Linked DNA regions of Homo sapiens: region 1 is linked to region 2. A link is a loop called in an ENCODE intact Hi-C map of the cell type or tissue named here. Cell type or tissue: tibial artery. All regions are shown on one strand. Links, peaks and the distances in the headings refer to the core of each region. The heading gives the core; the rest is flanking DNA. Region 1 has its middle 72 kb from the start of MIR4308. Region 2 holds the start of SAMD4A-AS1 (SAMD4A antisense RNA 1).

Region 1 (9,905 bases), core at 776-8,775, 120 kb before region 2:
GCTCCATCTTCATCTTTCAAAACTCTATATACTCAAGACACAACTAAAATGTTGCTTCTTCCAAGGAGCCTTCTTTGATCATCTCAAGTCCTAACCCCTGCAGCTCTCGCTGATATTCATGAGACACCTGTCTCGTCGCCCTGTGGCAGTTGGTGTGTCTCTTATCTCCCCAGTTAAACCATTAGCTTTGTGCCTCTTCCAGCACCTAGCAGGGTGCCATTCATGTTGTGGGGCTCAGGAGACATAGATCACTGGAAAAAACCTGGTTTGGGATGAATTTCTGTCTCAGACCCTGGAGAGGGATTTTCTTTTCCTGATCACATTTTGTTAAAGCTATTTTTCCTATTAAATTTTTTTTTCCCCACAAATTTGTTGAGGTATCATTGATGTAAACTGCAAGTATTTAAGGTGTGCAATTGGAAGAATTTTGAAATATGTATATACCTGCAAAACCGTCCCCACAATCGAGATAGTAGACATGTTCTTTACCCCTGAGCAGTACCCACACCCCTTTGTAATCTCTACCTCCCTTTTCCCCCAAAACAGACTCCAAAACAGATCTGCTTCCTGTCACAACAGTTGAATGTGCATTTTCTAAAATCCTCTGTTACTGGAATCGTATGGTTTGTATTTTTTTGTCCTACTTCTTTCACTCAGTAGAATTACTCTGAGATTCGTCTGTTGTTGTGTATATCAACAGTTTGTTCTGTTTCACTGCTGAATAGTGTTCTCTTGCATGAATATACCACTATGTATCAGTTCATCTGTGGACATTTGGGTTGTTTGGGTCAAGTTTGGGGATTTTACAAATAAAGTTGCTATGAACATTTGTGTATAAGTCATTATACGAACATATGCTTTCATTCATCCTGACAAATATCTAGGAGTGGAATGGCTGGATCAAAGGGTAGGAATATATTGAATTTTTAAACTCTTTTATGTGGCTGTACCATTTTACATTCCCACTGATTCTAGTTGTACATACTCCCTGGCCATATTTTCATTTCTTCCCCATATATCAAAGTTAGTGCTTTTCAAACTTTAAAAAATTTGGGTTTGTTTTTGTTTTTGAGACAGGGTCTTGCTCTGTCATCCAGGCTGGAGTGCAGTGGTATGATCTCAGCTCACTGCAGGCTCCACCTTCCAGGCTCAAGTGATATTCCCACCTCAGTCTCCCGAGTAGCTGGGACTACAGGTGCGTGCACCATCATGCCTGGCTAATTTTTGTATTTTTAGTAGAGATGGGGTTTTGTCATGTTTCCCAGGCTGGTCTCGAACTCCTGGCCTCAAGGGATTTGTCTACCTTGGCCTCCCAATGTCCTGGGATTACAGGCACGAGCCACCTTGCCTAGCCTGTTTTGATTTTTTGTTTGTTTGTTTTAGAAGCAGAAACCTTAAAAAATAAAGGCCATACCTAGACCCCTCATGAGTAAAGTGCATAAGGAGATAGATGCTTTGGCTGAAGGGTTGTAGGAGGCGTGTGGCACCTGAGGCCCTGGGCCACCTCTTCCAGCTCTGGGGCCCCAGGAACACATACATGTAGAACACCCACTCTAGGTGACAAGCATGAGTCAGATTTGACTTTCACTTAAGTTCTGGGCCGCAGCACCTGCCAGCCATGCTGAGAACCTCGCTGGGGCCTCCAAACTGACGAGCCTTGGAGGCGGCCCGGACACAGCAGCATGGGCTATGGGGTGATATTTCTCGCTGGATAGAATAGGTTTTTCAGGATATCAATACTACCTTTCCACCACCGTGGCATGTCAGTCAAACTTCCTCCATCTCCAAGACAAATATCAGAAACTGCGTGACTCCAGATACCAGGAACAAAGAAACAAATTGGGAACATCATGCACAAAAAAAAGATTTTAATAAAGATTCAGCCAGCTCCGTGCATAGATCCTGCCATGCTGCTTATTGTGATCTTGACAGTGATGCCGGGCGAGAATGAATAGACCGTGAGGCCGTTCATATTCCTGGCACTGACGAGCCCACTGCAGCCTAAATGATGGCTGACTATAGACAGGGACCATTTACAGGGGCTGCTCCGGGGGACCTCTGGCCTCAGCCTCTTGGCCTCTGTGGGCTCTGGGACCCTGAAGCTGAGGTTTCTCACCGGCCAGCAGGGAGCCTGAGAAAAGCAGATTCCTGGGCCCTCAACCTTCATTTGCACTCCTGGGCCAGGACCCTGAAGAGCTGCGTTTTTACCATGCTCTCTGTGTTTCTTTCTCCTCTTCATTCTGCTTTTTATTATAGAAAACTTTAAACATACACAAAAGTAGACAGGATAGTATAATGAACCCTATGCACCCACAGCCCGGCTTCAACAGTTACCCATAGATGGCCAATCTTGTTGCATCTCTACTCCTACTCACTGTCCCTAGTATGATTTTGAATCAAATCCCAGACATTAAATTATTTCATCTGTAGACAGGTCCCCCTGTCTAAAACATAAGGGGATCTTTTTAAAGACATAACCACAATATTATTATCCCACCTAAAAATGAGCACTAATTTCTTTCTGGTGCATAGTTGAGCGTGAGGACCATGGTCCTAAGCTCTCTCAGCCAATGGGGAGGTCACTTCCTCCTGTAGTGGGAGCCGCGCCTGCGTGCCTGACACGTGTTGCAAGAGGGTGTGCATTTTGAAAGGAATCCGGCAGGAGCTCTACTTCTGGAAATCCAAGTTCATAAGAGAAAAACAGCACCAAGTTGGGCTGACCACCTGTATTGCAAAGGGGGGCCTTGGGTCCTAGGCAGGACCATTATCTAGAATCTTGCTGTCCACACCTTCTATTTATTTTTAAAGCCAACTTTGCATTTTAACCTAAGGGGTGCAGGGAAGCCACAGTCGAGTTCCCTATGGAGTAGTTCTTGGGGGCTTACCAGTATGATGTCACTCTGGGCAGACTTTGAATATCCAGTCAGACCCCCTGGGTTTGATGTGTGGCTCTGCAGTTTATGCACTGTGCATTAGGAAGCTGACACTTGCTGTAATCGGCTGGCAGGGGAGTATTTTGAGATAATGACAGTAGATGACATGCTGATAAACAGGCTGGATGCTGGGAGTGTGTGGTGACACAGGTCACCCATCATCCCCTGTGTGCCCACTGCCTACCCAGGGGCCCATCCAGATGGTTTTTCAGGCCCTACTTTCATCCCAAGAGCTGGATTCATGGTTTTTTGCAGGTGCCAAACAGGAACCAGCTGGGCTTCCCAGCACTCAGAGCCCCCAAGGCTGGTGGGCAGAGCAGGCCCTGCTGGAGCTCTTGCTCCAGCTGCCTGCCTTGGAGAATCCTCTGCAGTGTGCAGCGAGGCGCTCCTGGGCTGATTGTCTTCCAGCCCTTGCTCCTGAGGGCACCATTTCCCACACATCCCAGGCCCCTCGGAATTGAGATGGCTGTGTCCTTGGCTGACCAGGTGTCCCTTGATTCCGGGGAGGAGCAGGGACATAGGAAAAGGAGCTTTGCTGGTGGAGGAGGCTGCGCAGGGAGCAGTGGGATGCCAAGCTCTCCTATTGCTGTCCATCCTCAGGGCTGAAGGGTGCTCAGTAAGAAGCAGCCAGGAAGGTGGGCTCATCGGGGCTGCACCCAGTGCAGTGGGGCCAAAGTCTTAAAGGCTCCTCCATAATGGGACCTCTTCCTCTAGTGGAGGCCAGAGCGTGTGCAGATTGCTGGACAGTGGACAAAGGATGGGTTGTATCTTTGAAGGCCTAGGAGTCAAAGCTACTATGCCTCCTTTAGCTGCTGGGGGTTGGGGGGCTGAGGAGTGTTCCACAAGGGCCCAGTCTGTCCGGGAGCTGCTGCCTACTGGCTGGATGGACACAGCTTGGCTCACTCATGCCCAGAGAGAGAGAGAGAAAGAGTTAAGCTGCTGACCCTAAAGGCAAGGGAGAGCTGGCCGTGCAGCTGTGCGTGGGAGCCAGACTAAGCAGCCGAGACAGGGCAGACAGTGTAAGAAAGCTGTTGATGAGAGCGGCTGCTGAGTAAAATCATATTTTACCTGCCTACGGCCCCCTGAGCATTCTTTCTGCTCATCCACCCACTCCCTTTGGACCTCAACATGACATTTGTCATAGTCATGAAACTGACAGGGGAAGACAGCCTTAGCTTCAGAGTTAGGAGGTCCTGGGTTCTACTCCCTGCAATGGGGGGTCAGTTGGTACAACCATAATAGGGGGAAGTTTGATGGCATCTTTTACAATCACAAACACACCTGTGTATCCTTTGACCTAGCAATTTCACCTGTGCAAAAGGGCAGGTGGACAAGGAGGTTCATTGCAGTATATTTGTAACCACAGAAGACTGGCAACATCTCAATGCCCATCTGTAGTGGGCAAGTTTAATAACCTGTGGTTATTTCATACAATACCTCTTAAAAAGAATGAGGCATTTCCATGCATTCATTGCTACAAAACGATTGTCAGTGATATTAGAGTGCAGTTCTACTTCTGGAAATCCATGCTCATAAGAGAAAAACAGCACTAAGTTGGCCTGACCACTTGTGGTGCAAAAGGGGGCTTGGGTCCTAAGTAGGGCCATTATCTAGAATCTTGTCGTCCAGGCCTTTTTATGTATGTATGTATGTATGTATTTTGTGACGGAGTCTCCCTCTGTTGCCTAGGCTGGAGTGCAGTGTTGTAATATCGGCTCACTGCAATATCCACCTCCCAGGTTCAAGTGATTCTCCTGCCTCAGCCTCCCAAGTAGCTGAGATTACAAGTGCCCGCCACCACGCCCAGCTGATTTTTGTATTCTCAGTAGAGATGTAGTTTCACCATGTTGGCCAGGCTGATCTTGAACTCCTGACCTCAAGTGATCCACCCCTCCTCGGCCTCCTAAAGTGCTGAGATTACAAGGCATGAGCCACCGCCCAGGCCATATTTATTTTTAAAATCAACTTTGCGTTTTAACCTAAGGGGCGCAGGGAAGGTGCGGGGATGCAAGGCTGGGAACAGTGTATGGTATGCAGCCTCTGTGCGTTAAAAAAAAAACTCCCTTTATACCCATGGGATATTGTTGAACAAGTTCACGAGAAACTAAAAACGAAGGTTGCAAACAGTGTGGCAACTTGGCAGAACAGTGGTTGGAGGGAGATGTTTTCATTATAGAATCCTTCAGAAAATTTGAGTTTTGTGTCATTTGTATGTGTTTAAAATAAACTAAATTTAAATAAAATCTCTGGCATCAAATGGGCTGTGCGACTTTGGGCAAGTCACCTAGTTGCTGGAGCCTCATCTATAAAACCAGATAAGATGAAGGCACAGTGTTGCTGTAAAGGTGACAGCTAGTGGATACTAAGTGCCTTGCGCAGGACGTGGACTTAGCGGGGATTCAGCAGTCGGAGCTCCATGAGCGCGACTTACTAACGTCATGATACCAGGGCGGGAGAACAATCCCAGGCTAGAAGACACAGTGATTTGAGAGACTATGAGCACCTCGAGGGCCAGGATGGCATCCTTCTCATCCTGGTTCCTTCCACCGCATGTGACCCGGGGCATAGGGACTTATGTTGATTTGAATAGGGCTGTTCTGGTGCCGCCTCCCCAGAACAAGCGCTGAGTGGGAAGACACTGACCACCAGAGGGCGCCAGCTGCGCATGGCTTCCCCTTTCCCTTCTGGAACCTCCTGGGCTGCCAAAATGTGTCAGATTCGCCGGGGAAAAATGTTTAAGGTGACTCTTTCCCTCCTTGCTAAGGCCACTAAATACATTGCTTAATTGGTTCCTCTTAGGGCTAGAGGGATTTGTAGTCACCAAAAGTGCTGCACAACTGGCATAACCACCCTGGGGATGAGTGTGTGGTGTGCACGTGTACATATCAGGGTGTGTGGTGTGGCTAGAGGACATCTTCTCTCAGCAGCCCCTGTGTTGCTCATGGCTCCCGAGTCTTGGATCCAGCCTTCATACTGGGTGCTACAGCAAGGGCTGTGGGTCCCAAGGGGAATGGAGAACAGTCTGTCTACAGGATACCTGATTTTGTGGGTGCTTCCAGGCTGGGGAGAGTGCTGGGAATGGCCTGAGTGAAGACTTTGTAGCTAATAACTCCTGTCATCGGCTGACGAGGTAGGGAATGGACAGTGCTTGAGGATTGTAATCACCATGACAATACTCGCGGCTAACACTCAAGAGCACAGCCTATGTATCAGGCTCTGTTCCAGGTGCTGTGCATACATCAACTCACTTAACCCTCCACAACGCGCCACTGGGTAGCACCCCTATTGCACAGATGGAGAAATGGAGGCACGGAGAGGCAAAGTAATGCACCCAAGGACACATAGCTGAGCTGGTAAGTGGCAGAGCTGGGAAGTGAGTGGAGGAAAGGCAGGCTTGGGCTTCAGAGCCCCAGGGATTTGAAGCCGGAGCATTCAGGCTTGCAACACATTTTCAAGATACCCAGATGGGAGAGCTGCCTGTTTTAAACGTGAAGGAAGACAGATTTCAAAACGAGCCCTTGCTTCCAGTTTTGAGGTTCTTCCCCAGCCTCCTGGGCAAGGAATGCTCCGTTCAGTATAAATATTAAAAACGAAGGCTGCAGGAGTGGCAAAGCAGGATGTGGGGGAGGGTCTTTTCTGTTGAGGAGCCAGGGCCCAACACCTTTCCATACAGGTGCAGTGAGACCGCGGAGGCAGGGCCAGGAGAGGGGCGTCCTCAGCCCATTCGGCTACGCTGGCAGCAGGGAGGGTGGAGCAGAAGCTGCCTCACTCCTGGCACATCGCGGGCGGGAGGCCGCTGCAGGCACTTCTGCTACTCTATCATCTATTTCTTTTTATTTTTTTGAGTCAGTCCCTCAGACAGTCCGGTTTGTTAGCTTCCTGCGGGCTCTCCACTGAACCCAGCCTTTGAATGGGAGACTGAGTCAGAGCAGCCTCAAACATCCCCTGAAGGCGAGAGCCGCTGTGCGTGAAAGCACCTTTCAGAGCATTACATTTCCCTGCTTCTGAGTCTTTGAACCAGGAGTGATCCACAGGTTGCAGCCCAGCTGGAGGTGGATGATGAAAGAAATTGGCCCGCTCAGAGTCGGGTGGGAGCTAACAGAGAAGGAGAGTTTGATGAATGCGCGGCTGGGCCTGGCCCTGGGACCCTAGTGATCCTGCAGCACACTGGGAGCGTAACAGGAGGTCACCCAGCCACCCAGGACATGACCTCGTCTGATGACGCCACTTTAAGCTCCTCCAGACTTTGAGGTCCTGAAGAGAAGCAGCAAACCCAGGTAAAGTGACCAGGGTTTGTCTTTGTAACAGGCTCACATTCCTCAAAAGTGGGGAGGGACATTGGCCGGATGGGGACCCCAAGACCTTAGCCGTCTTGAACATTCGTTTGTGCTCTGCTGGGAGGCAGCATGCGGTGACCGGGTGGGAGATATTAGTGCTGTGGTCCAGCCCTGTCTGTGAGTCCTTCATGGCAGGGTAGGATTGTGCTTCCCAGCTCCACTGAAGTTAGATGTGGCCATGTGACTGGCTTCGGCTGACGAAGTGTGAGCGGAAGTGACACATTTCACTTCTAGTGGAAGGCATGTCCTTTTTTTCCCTCTGCTGTGGCAAATATCAGTACTCCAGTAGGTGGCAACTGTGCCAGAAGCTGGATTCCAGAGGAAGCCATATAGAGCAGATGTCCCTGATGACCTGTGATGGACATGCAGGCCAGTCTTTGTGGTTTTAAGGCATTGAGGTTTTGGGGAGTATCTGTTAATGGAGTGTAACCTAATCTGCATTAACAGACAACCCGAAACTATACTGGCAGATACCTGGATAATCAGGCTGATGAATTCTGGTTAATAGATCACTCAGCTGTTAATGCTATGCAACTGTATGGTAGATGCACCTGTGCACGGCAGACACACCTGACAGCGATAACTTAAGCATTTTCTGAGAATCACCCTGTATGGCAGACGCACCTGAATGTGTGTTTAGAGTTCCAGCGTGGCCAACCTGGGGACTCATTCCTTATCTGTGAGGCATATCTGAGCCCCCATCCTGCCCTGTCCCATAAAATGTGGGTCATACAGAGTATTGAGGCCCTTTGTTTTGGGTTAAACGAAGGTTGCCAGGTGATGGTTGCTAGGGGGAGGGTGTTAAGTGAGAACGCTGTATAAACTGCATGCTCTTATAAGTGGTGGTTCTCCTGTCCAGTCCCCACCACTGGGCTGCTCCGTAAGTTCCCCTCAATAAGCCCCGTGTCTCGTTTGCTGGCTCTGGGTCTCTTCTTTAGCCTCTCGAGCCTGGTGCCATCCCGATTGGAGGTGATAGGTGTCTGGCATGACAGTATCCCAGGGAACAATTCATCAACCTAATTAAAGTACACATAGCTTACAAAATTGAGTCTTTGCGGTAGGCATTGCAAGCACCATTGAAGCCAATGGGGAAGAAATTTGAGAAGTGACTGGGAGTGTGCTGAAACCCCACTGCTAATGCTGCCTGGCTTAGATGATTCCCATAGGTAGGGCACCCAAGGAACAGGGTGGATCAGGTGCTTGCTCTTAGTTCTGTAATGAGTCCGTGGAAGCAGCTGCCTTTTACCCTCATCTACCAAGGCTGCAGATGCACTTAACCTCATAGACCAGTAAGCTAGGAGAAGCAGTTTCATTTGATGTGCAGTTTTCCCATTTGGCTGCCCATTAGAATCACCTGGGAGCTTAATAACCTCACGCCCAGGCCATGCCCTAGAACAACTAAGTCAGAGTCTCTCAGGATGGACTCCAGGCATCAGTAGTTGGTAAAGCTCCCCAGGTGACTCCCATATGGAGTCAGATTGAGAACCACAGCCATGTCGGCTCTTCTCTTTCAATTAGGGGCTATATTTAAACAAATAGGATGGTCATTTTGCAGAATTCTGCTGCCTACCAGTAACCTCGTGTCTCAGGCTGCAACAGATGTTGGAAAGGGAAGGCCTGGAGGTTCATCACAGTCTCCTTACTGTGTGTGCTCATATGGGGTCTCCAGAGCCTAAGACAACCAGCCATTGCCATCTCCTAGCAATATTTAGGGTAGACAGACCTGGATTTGAGTCTTATCGTGGAGCCTCATTCCATAACAATTCTGTGATGTTGGACAAGTTGCTTAACATCTCTGAGTCTCAGTTTTTCCATCTGCAAAGTGGGGGATAATCTAACAACAAATGTATCAGCTTAGCAAAACAGTATTTTGTCTGGATGAGGAGGTGGGTTATGTAACATAACAAATTTCATGTCCCTACCCCTAGCCCAATTCTTCCCCAGCACCTCAGCTGGCCAAGCAAGACGCTTTGGGAGGCATCCTGGACTCATTAGTTTCTCCTCTACAGCCCATGTCTGATCCATCATCAAGCACAATGAGGCTACGTCTTTTTTTTCTCTCGTTGATATCTGGCTTTCTTATTTTTAAAATGTTTTATTTCCTGGGTTTTTGGGGAACAGATGGTGTTTGGTTACATGAGTAAGTTCTTTAGTGGTGATTTGTGAGATTTTGGTGCACCCATCATCCGAGCAGTGCACACTGAATTTAACTTGCAGTCTTTTATCCCTCACCTCCCTCCCACCCTTTCCCCTGAGTCCCCAAAGTCCGTTGTATTTTTTAACTTTTAAGTTTAGGGGTACATGGTGCAGGTTTGTTACATAGGTAAATGTGTGTCATGGGGGTTTGTTGAACAGATTATTTCATTATCAAGTTATTAAGCCAAGTACCCATTAGTTATTTTTCCCGATCCTCTCCCTCCTCCTACCCTCCACCCTCCGATAGGCCCCAGTGTGTGTTGTTCCCTTCTATGTGTCCATGTGTTCTCATGATTTAGCTTCCACTTATAAGTGAGAACATGTGGTATTTGGTTTTCTGTTCCTGTGTTAGTTTGCTAAGGTTAATATCCTCCAGCTCCATGTTCCTGCAAAAGACATGATCTTGTTCTTTTTTATGGCTGCATAGTATTCCATGGTG
Region 2 (9,905 bases), core at 1,311-9,310:
GAATGTTACAAAGTCAATCCTAGACACATCATGTACTAAAAGCTTCTAAATATAGTGCAACTCTGCACAACTCAAAAGTGGATAACCACACACACCATGTATTTATTTGTAGAGATATTTTTCAGCCCAGGGCACCTGAAAAATCAGGGCAAAAATACCAACATGGCAAATGGTGGGATTCTTGTGTTGGCACCTGCACTTGAGTTTGTCTCCCAAGGTACCCTCTTGAGCTAGAGGTGACCAGAGAAGAATCCCCATAATTTGGTGGGAGCCCTGCTAGTGGTATGGATTAGACCAGTTGTGATGGGGAACCCAGTCTGGAGTTATGAGCCCTTACAGCTGCAAGTAGTGTTTTGAAAAGGTACAAAGGATTGAAAAGATATAAACCCTCCCCCTATTTTCTTTTTCTTTTTTTTTTTTTTTTTTTTCTGAGATGGAGTCTCACTCCGTCACCAGGCTGGAGCACAGTGGCATGGTCTTGGCTCACTGTAACCTCCGCCTCCTGGGTTCAAGCGATTCTCCTGATTCAGCCTCCCAAGTAGCTGGGATTACAGGCATGCGCCACCACGCCTGGCTAATTTTTGTATTTTTAGTAGAGATGGGGTTTCACCATGTTGGCTAGGCTGGTCTTGAACTCCTGACCTCATGATCCACCTGCCTTGGCCTCCCAAAGTGCTGGGATTACAGGCGTGAGCCACCGTGCCCGGCCCTAACCCTCCCCCTATTTTCAAGGAAGGTGATTGCGGGCTTCCAGGGTGGCCTCCATTGATCCTAGACTACTGGTATTCACCTATGTGCTTTTCTCCCACACTGAATGAGAGCTGGTCTATGTGACCAAGAGTGTGCAGTGGAGGCGTTCTGACCTTAGGTCATAAAAAGCATTGCAGCTTCTACCTTGCTGTCTTGGTTCACTTGTTCTGGGGGAAGCCAGTCACACCAATTATGAAGATGCTCAGGCATCCCAGGGAGAGACCTGTATGGGGAGGAGTTCAGGCCTCCTGCCAACAGCCAGAATCAACTTGCCAGCCATGTGAGTGAGCTTGGAAGTGGCTCCTCCAGGTCTAGTTTATTTCTTGACTACAGCTTTGTTGGAGACCTTAAGGCAGAGCTTCCCAGCCAGGCTGTTCTAAATTGCTGACCCTCAGAAAACTGAGATAACTTGTTGTTATGTTAAGTCATTAAGTTTTAGGGTAGTTTGTTACACAGCAATAGTTAATGAATACAGAGAGCTTTTGGTTACTTGGTAAAGATCACTTCAAAATGCTACTGTCCCTTGGATTCACTAGAAAAGGCAGGCATCTATGTAGTGGACTGTATAGACCATTATGACCATTCCAGTCTTTTCTGACAGCAGAAGGTCATCAGGTGCTGGTCATTCAAAGGCATCTGACCATCCTCAAAAGGCAAGAACCAGGTACCTCTTGCCCTAGCAGATACTTCCAATGAGCCCTTTACCTTTCCAGAGTAGAGATCTGGTCATTTCTTCCATGGAGACTTTCCATCTGTAGTTACTTTTTCCCCAGGTACCGGCACAGCTGGGTGCTCCAGGACTGCTCCTTTACTCCTTGAGGACCCAGGCCAGCTGGGAAGTAGTCCTGAGATCTCAGCCAAGGACTCAAGTTAGGGTTAGGATTCACCTTCAGATTTCTGACCTCCTGGCCATGACCAGTCAGGAGGTCTGAGGCTGGCCATTCCCAGAGGGCACAAAAACCAGGCCAGCTCCCCCAGCCACCTGCCTCGGTTCTGACCTCTGGCCCATGAGTATGCAGACAACTCCACGTTTGTATTTCCAGCCCAGGTTTCTCCCCTGAGCCCCAGATTCACACTCCAACTGCACCCTCTCCATGCTCACTCAGATGATCTCAAAGTCAACATGTCCACAACCCAACTCTTGCTCTCACTCTCACCACATCTGCTTCTTTGCTCCTCTTTCCTATCTCAGCAGATGGCTTTCCATCTTTCCAATTGCTCAGGTCAAAACCTTGGAGTATCCTTGACTCCTTTCTCTCATATCCTGCATCTAACCTCTCCATAAATCCTATGGGCTGAATCTTCAAAATACATCTGGAATGTGACTACCCCTCACCATGTTTCTGCATATCCCCACCCTCTCCAGTAGTCTCTTATCAACCATAACAATCATTTCTAAAAGAAGGATCTTTTAAAACTAGAAGGTAAGTCATGTCACTCCCCTGATCAAACATGTCAATGGCTTCCCATCTCAGAGTAAAAGCCAAAGTCCTTATGATGGCCTGTTAGTCCCTCTATGATCTAGCCTCCACCCTTACTACTGACCCTCTCCTGTTTCAGTCCATCCTGGCTGCTGTGATGTTCCTTCAACATATCAGCCGCGTGCCTGCCTCAGAACCTTCACACTTGCTGCTTCCTCTGCCTGGAACACGTTTCCCCCACACCCATGTTTAGCCTCTCTCAGCTCTGTCTTTGCTCAAATGTCACCTTCCTAATGAGATCTTATCTGTCTACACTATTTTAAATTGCCCACCCCACTCTCTCACCTTACACTCCCTTATTCCCAGGTCATGCTTTGTTTTTTCCATAGCGCTTACCACCATGTGACCTGCTGTACAGTATGCTTATTTCTGGCCCCTCTCCATTAGAATGCAAGCTCCATGAGGGTAATGAGGGTGTCTCCATTTTTTCATGCATTAATAGTTCCTTCTTAATTACAGTTTTTTTTTGAGACAGGGTCTTGCTCTGTTGCCCAGGCTAGAGAGCAGTGGCACAATCACAGCTCACTGCAACCTCAACCTCTTAGCCTCAAGCCTTCCTCCCACCTCAACATCCTAAGCAGCTCGGACTACAGCCATCTACTACCACATCTGGCTAATTTTTGTATTTTTTGTAGAGATGGAGTCTTGCTTTGTTGCTCAGGTTAGTTTCAAATGATCCTCCTGCCTCAGCCTCCCAAAGTACTAGGATTACAGGCATGAGGCACTGCGCCCAGCTAATTATGGCCTTTTGTTTGATAGTGTTTTAATAGTCGTTTGGATTTCTTCAAAATGTTAGGTATTTCCTAGAAGTTTCCTTTAAATGGAAGGCTTAAGATAGAATAGACGACCTATAAACAATAGTAGGTACCAACTGTCACACACAAACTGTTCAGTTGCCCCTTTCTCATTCAACTTTGTTGTATTCTGATTATTTTTAGCTTTAACATCAAATAAAAACAGGAACATGGAAAAGAGGAAAATAAAATGATTAGCTCAATTTTCAAAGTCTTTACTACCCCCCCCTTTTCAATATTCTGTTTAAGATGGAAAGTTTCCCCATTGTTTTTTGCTAGAAAACAAAAGCAAAATGGGTGCTTTTTGTGATTGTAACTGACACCCATTAAAGTAATCTTCGTGAAAAGGATTTGAGAGGCTGAGACAGCAGAATGAAATATATTTAATACAACTCTTGCAAACATCTGTTGAAGAAGGAAAGAAAAACAATGTCAACAGGGTTAAGACTGTTATATGTCTGATTTTTTTGCGGGGGGGGGCACTAAGTGATTGTTTCAATAAGGCCTCATAGGAATGGGTCTCCTAAGAGTTATATAAATTAGAGATGAAAAAAATGTTACCTCACTCGACAAACACAAGACACATTCTTGTAAACCACACTCGACTAGTTTTTTACACCAAAAACCCCTCAGAGGAGAGGCTGGAAGTGTTCTAAACACAGGAAGCTTTCCCACTCTCTAATCTTCAGCGCCGCCCTCACACTCCAGACCACCACTGCCAAAACCCCACACACCACAGAGTGACACTCCAATAGTACCTTAAAATAATGAATTAGCAATCCTCATGCTGACCTTGCAAAGGAGAAAAGTGTGCTTTCTGCTTCTACACTTAGATTTAGCCCCTGTTGCACAAGAGGCTCTAGACATGAGAGTCCCAAAAGGAGCACGGCATTGTCCACGTAACCTAACTGCAATAATATTTTACAAAGAACTCCAAGGCCAGCATCCTTGGCAATGTCCAGACAGTCAACAGAGGAGTATCTTGGGAGGAGTATAAACAGACTGAATCACAAAAGAATAGTTCATGCTTAATTCAGTGGAGCAAACGGAACAACAGCCATGCCACACAACAGGTTTATACACCTCAGGAAGTCTGGGAAGGGCTGGAGTGCACACATCCCACCCCTGACACCAGGGAGCCATTCTATATCTTTACATGACTGTGAACTGTGAAGTCACTGGGTCCCACGCTTTCTAAAATAACGAGGAAGTTGCTCAACAACTTATAGACAAAATTTCCCAACTCAAGAGATGGGATCCAAAGTGTAAGTGTGAATGTAAGAGCCCTGTGGTGTGGTGTGTAACCATGTAAATATTGTCACCAAGGAACAGCATGTAGATATTCCCAAAATATGCATGTTAGCAATGTTGATAGTAAAATGTATGTATCACTCATTTAGGTATGAAATATGAAATACACGTACAAGTCATCCAATGGGGGACAGAATGAACAATTTTGTGGAGGCAGGATATTCGAGTCCATAGTCACAAATTAACTGATACTCTTTTTGGAAAGAAAGGCCTGGCTAACTGTACAAGGACAGAGTTGGGTGACCCTGGAACATATTCAGCCTGGCTCTCCTGTCCTCCTGGGGCACAGCCCTGTAGAGGGAGCTAGAGGCACACCTCCCTTCCTGCTTCCCCTCCAGCCGCCAGCCAATGCTGGGAATTTCTGCAACAGTAAGCAGTAAAAGGCTGCTGATTTTCACCTGTTACTTGTGCACCAAACTCATTTTCAGGTTAGTAGGTCTATTGATGCAATCAGAATAAGATTTTTCAGATTTTTTTTTTTTTTTTTTTTTTTTTTGAGAAGGGAAGCTACTTTTTCATTGCTGAAGTCCTTGGGCAGTGGGTAAGAAGAAAAGGTAGGAAGGATGATGGTGAAGAATGCACTTCTCTAAATAGGAATGAGAATGGCTGAGGCCATTTCCCTCCTTCTGGGTATCCTGCCATGAAATTGAGTAGACCTAGGGCTCAGTGGCTGGACCAGAATCAGGAGGACTGATCAGATGAGGGCCCTTGGCTTTGGCCACATTGGTGGGGATGCTACAGAAGGAGACAAGACCTCAGAGCTCATAGGGATAATGTCTCCAGACAAGGGCCTCATCCTTCCCAAGTTGCAAGCATGCTGCCATCTAGAATTCTACAACAAAGGCAGGCACAAAAACAGTGAGAGGGCTCAGGCAGGGAAAGGTAAGGGGGAGCAGAAAGGCCCAGTAGGACGGAGAGGAGCAGACGCAGAGGCAGAGTTGAGAACCTTGTCTACAGACCCACACAGCCCAGTGCAGGCAGGCCTGTGGGCTGTGTTGTAAGCACCCTGCACTGCTGAGAAGCTGGAGAGAGGACAAACCTGGCAGGAAGGAGCTCCTTCCTGGAAACAAACCTTCTAAACTCTATGGAGGAAGGCAGAAGGCAGCAAGGGGCCCCTATGTCCAGGGAGTTTGGAAACTAACCATTGTCTGCCCTCCCTCAACTCTACCCCAGGGTCTGAGACACATGGCTCAGTGAGGAGAAAGACAAAGCTAACTTCTAGCCACAATGGTTCTGAGCTGGGAGTGACAGCACTGGCCTACTGTGTTGTTTGAATCTAGCTTCATACCATCACCTTTGGAAGTGGTTGTATTTATTAATCTATCAGATATCTGTCTTTGGTTCCTATCAATGTATATGGCCTAGTGCTAGGATCTGTCCTTTTCAATGACATTTGTGGTATCAGAGATAGCCAAAGGGAAAGTTTTGTACCCATAGAAGTGTCTGTAACACAAATAACTTGGGGAGAATCAGACCAATGGGGTAGAGAAATACTTGGAGAAGGGCTCCATTTCTAGAACCAACAGGCAACACTGTAAGGAGTAGAATCCATCTTCTAAAGTACTCCTAGGCCCTCCAGCCAGGACTCAACACATTATTTGGCAGAAAAAAAAAAAGAGCTTAGTCTATTATCACTATACCAGTGGAGACTTAACCTCTGGCTGTTTGAATCTCAAAAGAGATCACTATTATTTATCATTACATACTCTCTGCTGTAGATATGTCTTGGACACATCTGAACCCTCCCCCTCCTGCTCCTATCATCATCTGTGATGTAGTTTAAGAATCCACCTCTCTCCCCAAATGCCATTTACCCATTTGGGCCCTCATTGCCTTTTCTCTACCACAATTGAGCTCAGTGACTTGCATATCTGTATAACACCCCCCCCACTTCACCCCTCCTTGTGGGTGGGGACAGTCCATCCACTTCTGTGTCTCCTACTCCCTCACCCAGGTTAGTGCTGATCACACAGCCTTGCTAGACCAACCTGGTCCAAAAAAGATTCATGCACTTTTTCTATTATGGCTGATGACATGGCACATCTGTTCCTCCTCAGCTTTGTGTCTCTGATAAGTATCAATAGCAGGAAATCTCTGGACCAGCGCAGAATGGTGAGGGGACACTGAGGCTCCAGCAGAAGGGGAGGGCTGGCCTGTCTTCACAGATGATGTCCCCAGCGTCTTCACATCAACACCCCTCCCTTGGCCTTCACCAGGTCACATGTCCAATGTATTTCTGCTAAGAGCCCCCTCCTCTTGCCTCTACTCAGTCACAGACACAGGTAGGGTAGTCAAGTCACCTGGACAATCGGAGCCCAAGATGCTGGTTGTTAGCGCCTAAGATGGGTTCAGTTGTCTTGGCGGCTCCTTTCTAAGGTATTCACTCTTAAGAACTGTAGGAGTATCAGGTGCTCTAAGTGACTTGGGGAAAACAGAATGATAATATGGCGTGGGGAATGAGAGCACAGATGCTAGCCATGTTGTCTGAGCTTCCATTGAATGAGCTGTGTGAACTTGGGCAATTCACTTAACCACTCTGTGCTTCAGTTCCTCCATCTGGAAAATGGGCTACCTCCTAAGATTGGTGATGTTTGAGTTACTTAATCTTTGTAAAGCATGGGACCATCATCTGGCCCATGGTGAGTACTATGTGGTTGTTAGCTGCTCACCACCAATCTAAGGGACCAGGATCATGCTCCATGGGGCTCTCTCCTACAGGATGGGGACAGGAGGAGACCCAAAGCCCTAAGGCACTGGTTCACAAAGTATGGAGGAGGGGCATGCCTGGAAAATTGTTAGAAATACAACCTCTGGGCCGGGCGCGGTGGCTCATGCCTGTAATCCCAGCACTTTGGGAGGCTGAGGTGGGTGGATCACCTGTAGGTCAGGAGTTTGAGACCAGCCTGGCCAACGTGGTGAAATCCTGTCTCTACTAAAAATACAAAAATTAGCCAGGCATGGTGGCGGGCGCCTTTAATCCCAGCTACTCGGGAAGTTGAGGCAGAAGAATCGCTTGAACTCGGGAGAAGGAGTTTGCAGTGAGCCAAGATTGTGCCATTGGACTCTAACCTGGAAAACAGGAGCAAAACTCCGCCTCAAAAAAAAAAAAAAAAAGAATTACGACTTCTGGGACCCTCTCTATAGATCTACTGAATCAAAAACTGTGTTTAACCAGCCCCCTGATGATTTTGATCCAGGTTCACATTTGAGAACCCAAGAAAATCATGGCCTCCAATTGATAGCATTTGGAGGATCGAGTAAGGCTGATGTGAAACCAGGTGGGAACCATGATTTCTTACCAGGAGAAAGGCTAGGAGGAAGCAGTTGAAAGAGTGGCAAGGACCTATTTTTAGAGGAAGTTGTTGGATTTTTTTTTAAGTCAACAATAAATAAGCAAAATGTCATAATATTTCTAAGACAGGGCTGATCTCTCAAGTTTTCTATTCATAGCAACCTACCCAGTTAAAAGCAGCAATCGCTGCATCTAAGGATAGACAGGGAAGCCACGATTTGGCCCGTTTGGGTTTGAAGAGTGCCATAAGAATAAACAAAGTCTGGCCAAGCCTGTGCTGGCTCATGAATCAAACGAAGGTGAGAATTTCAGTTTTAAAGCATCTTTACCACAGGCTCACACCCTCACAAACCACCCCCACACAATCCCCAGTTATGTGCTGCTCCAAGGAGGAGAGTTGAGATGAGTCTGCAGAAGCCCAGAGAAGCCTGGGCGTGAGAGCCAGTACGTTACCTCTAAACGGTTGCTCCGGAGAACCGTTTGGTGAAGTTTGGTATCAACTCACTGGTCTGACGATGAACCCACAAGACATGCAGTAACAGGAGCAAAATTCTCTTGATTAGAGGACCATAATATTTTGCTGAGTTTAGGGGTGAGGGCACAGCTGCTGTCCAGGTTATACGGAGCTGAGCACATTACAGTTGAACCAGGTGTTAGGTGAAAAATTTGTGAGTTGATGGAATGATCACATAAGAGATTGCTCCATCTCCTCCCTCTCCACTTTGTCCTTCTCCTTTTCTTCCCTCCTCAGGTGTCCACTGGGCACAGCTCATCATTATTGAGTGTCTGGCTGGGTATTATGATGTCAGAGGCATCAGCCACAGAGGGTGATGCCTGAGAAGGGACAGCAGCCCAGCCCCATTCAGGGACACGTGGCCCTGATTTGAGCTCCTGTGACATCACGCTCCCTCCACTTATCTTACATGTCACATCTCAAACATTTAACATTTTACATCTCAAACATTTCTTGAGGCCCTTACCCTCCCATTCCCCCAAATCAATACGGCACTTAGGGGACACCAAGGCGCAGAGACACTTGCCCCAAATCATGCAGTAATGCCCTGGTGCCACCGTGAACAGTGCTGAAGCTTCCTGACCCCTTGTCCAGGGGACCTGGCTGCCTTTTATAGAAAGTTTCCACACACCTTCTATTCCTAACCTCGATCACAAGCATCGCCGGCCCAGATGCTCTGTGTCACCGGCTTAGTAACATACCCCATTTAGGAGCATGAGCACAACTTGTTTGCAGTGGGAATGAATTAACTGAATTCTAGATATTGTTTTTTGGCTGCCTTTTTTTGTTTGTTTTTATTTCAAACACAGCTAACTAATCAGGGCTGTGGACACCAAGAATGCCAACTTTGATTCTTCAAGGAAAATCAGCAGCTGACCACACACCACCCTTCCTGGTCCTCCCCGAGATGCCAAGAACATCCAAAGTCTGCAGTTTTGAGGTAAGAAGAAATACTTGGTTCATAACTGCCCATGGAGGGGCAGGATCCATCTTTTCTCTTTCTTATTTTGCAAGATGACATTAAGAGGAACAGTGCTGAGAAAATGGAAGATAATCTAAAAAACAAAGGTCATCACTTCTTTATATAATGTTAGAAGTTTTCTGTATGTCTTGACCTTGAGGTCTAAAATGGGTAGAGCCTTTGGAGGAGAAGAGATCAAGCCCCTTGGAGTCAGTCAGGGGAAGGGCAGATGTATAACCCCTATCACAGGGTCAGCTCCATGAATCACTGCACAGATCCCACTGCCAAAATCAAGCCCCGGAAAGCACAAAGATTGGAAGAACTGGCTTATTTATCAAACAACTGATGGGCCAGGGCAGGGAGCAACTCCCAGCCAATAAGGTGACTTGGTTTCTCAAAATGACATAAGTACATTTCAACTGTGTAGTAAATAAAACAAAATTTCATTATAAAAGGGCCCCAACTGTCCCCCATGTGATCTGCCTCTGCTGCCTCCTCATGTGACTGGCCTCCCAATTTAGCGCGTAACCAACTCCCAATGACCTGTAATAACACTATTCCCAAATTAGAGCTCTCAATTTGACTTGGCTTCGGTCCCTCCCTCAAAGCAAAATAAAGCATCCGTTTTCTTTTTTTCACATTCATAATACTCTCCTTTTGAGTTGCCAACTCAAACCCTGTTTCAGTCAGATTGAGCCCTTCCTCTATTTTTTTTTTTTCTGGTTAGCCAAAGAGCCCGATGGAAAAACACCAAGAGACAAAAACAAAAACAAAATCAGACAAAAATTCCAAGTAAGTGACA

Evidence for each region. Peaks named below come from ENCODE experiments on the same cell type or tissue, not always from the same donor. Only the 100,000 strongest peaks of a DNase experiment are listed, where the experiment ranks them.
Region 1: a loop joins it to region 2, with 2.9 times the contacts of the local background. A loop is called at or near these places in 2 of 110 quality-filtered maps.

Annotation. Positions count from the first base shown.
Region 1 is chr14:54,801,664-54,811,568 of GRCh38, reverse strand. No RefSeq gene overlaps it. Among named protein-coding and RNA genes, the nearest start is that of MIR4308, 72 kb to the left of the region's middle. RefSeq lists a silencer at 1,924-2,218 and enhancers at 2,754-3,254, 6,048-6,849. In tibial artery, for the core only: a CTCF peak has its summit at 5,569 (motif pointing right); DNase peaks (open chromatin) are centred at 5,567, 6,692 and 8,258; H3K4me3 peaks cover 659 bases.
Region 2 is chr14:54,686,477-54,696,381 of GRCh38, reverse strand. All of the region lies in intron 2 of SAMD4A (sterile alpha motif domain containing 4A), which reads right to left. It overlaps SAMD4A-AS1 (SAMD4A antisense RNA 1), which reads left to right and starts at 8,472. Exons shown (of 3, transcript NR_187163.1): 1 at 8,472-9,082. In tibial artery, for the core only: a CTCF peak has its summit at 4,615 (motif pointing right); DNase peaks (open chromatin) are centred at 4,657 and 8,783; H3K27ac peaks cover 5,816 bases.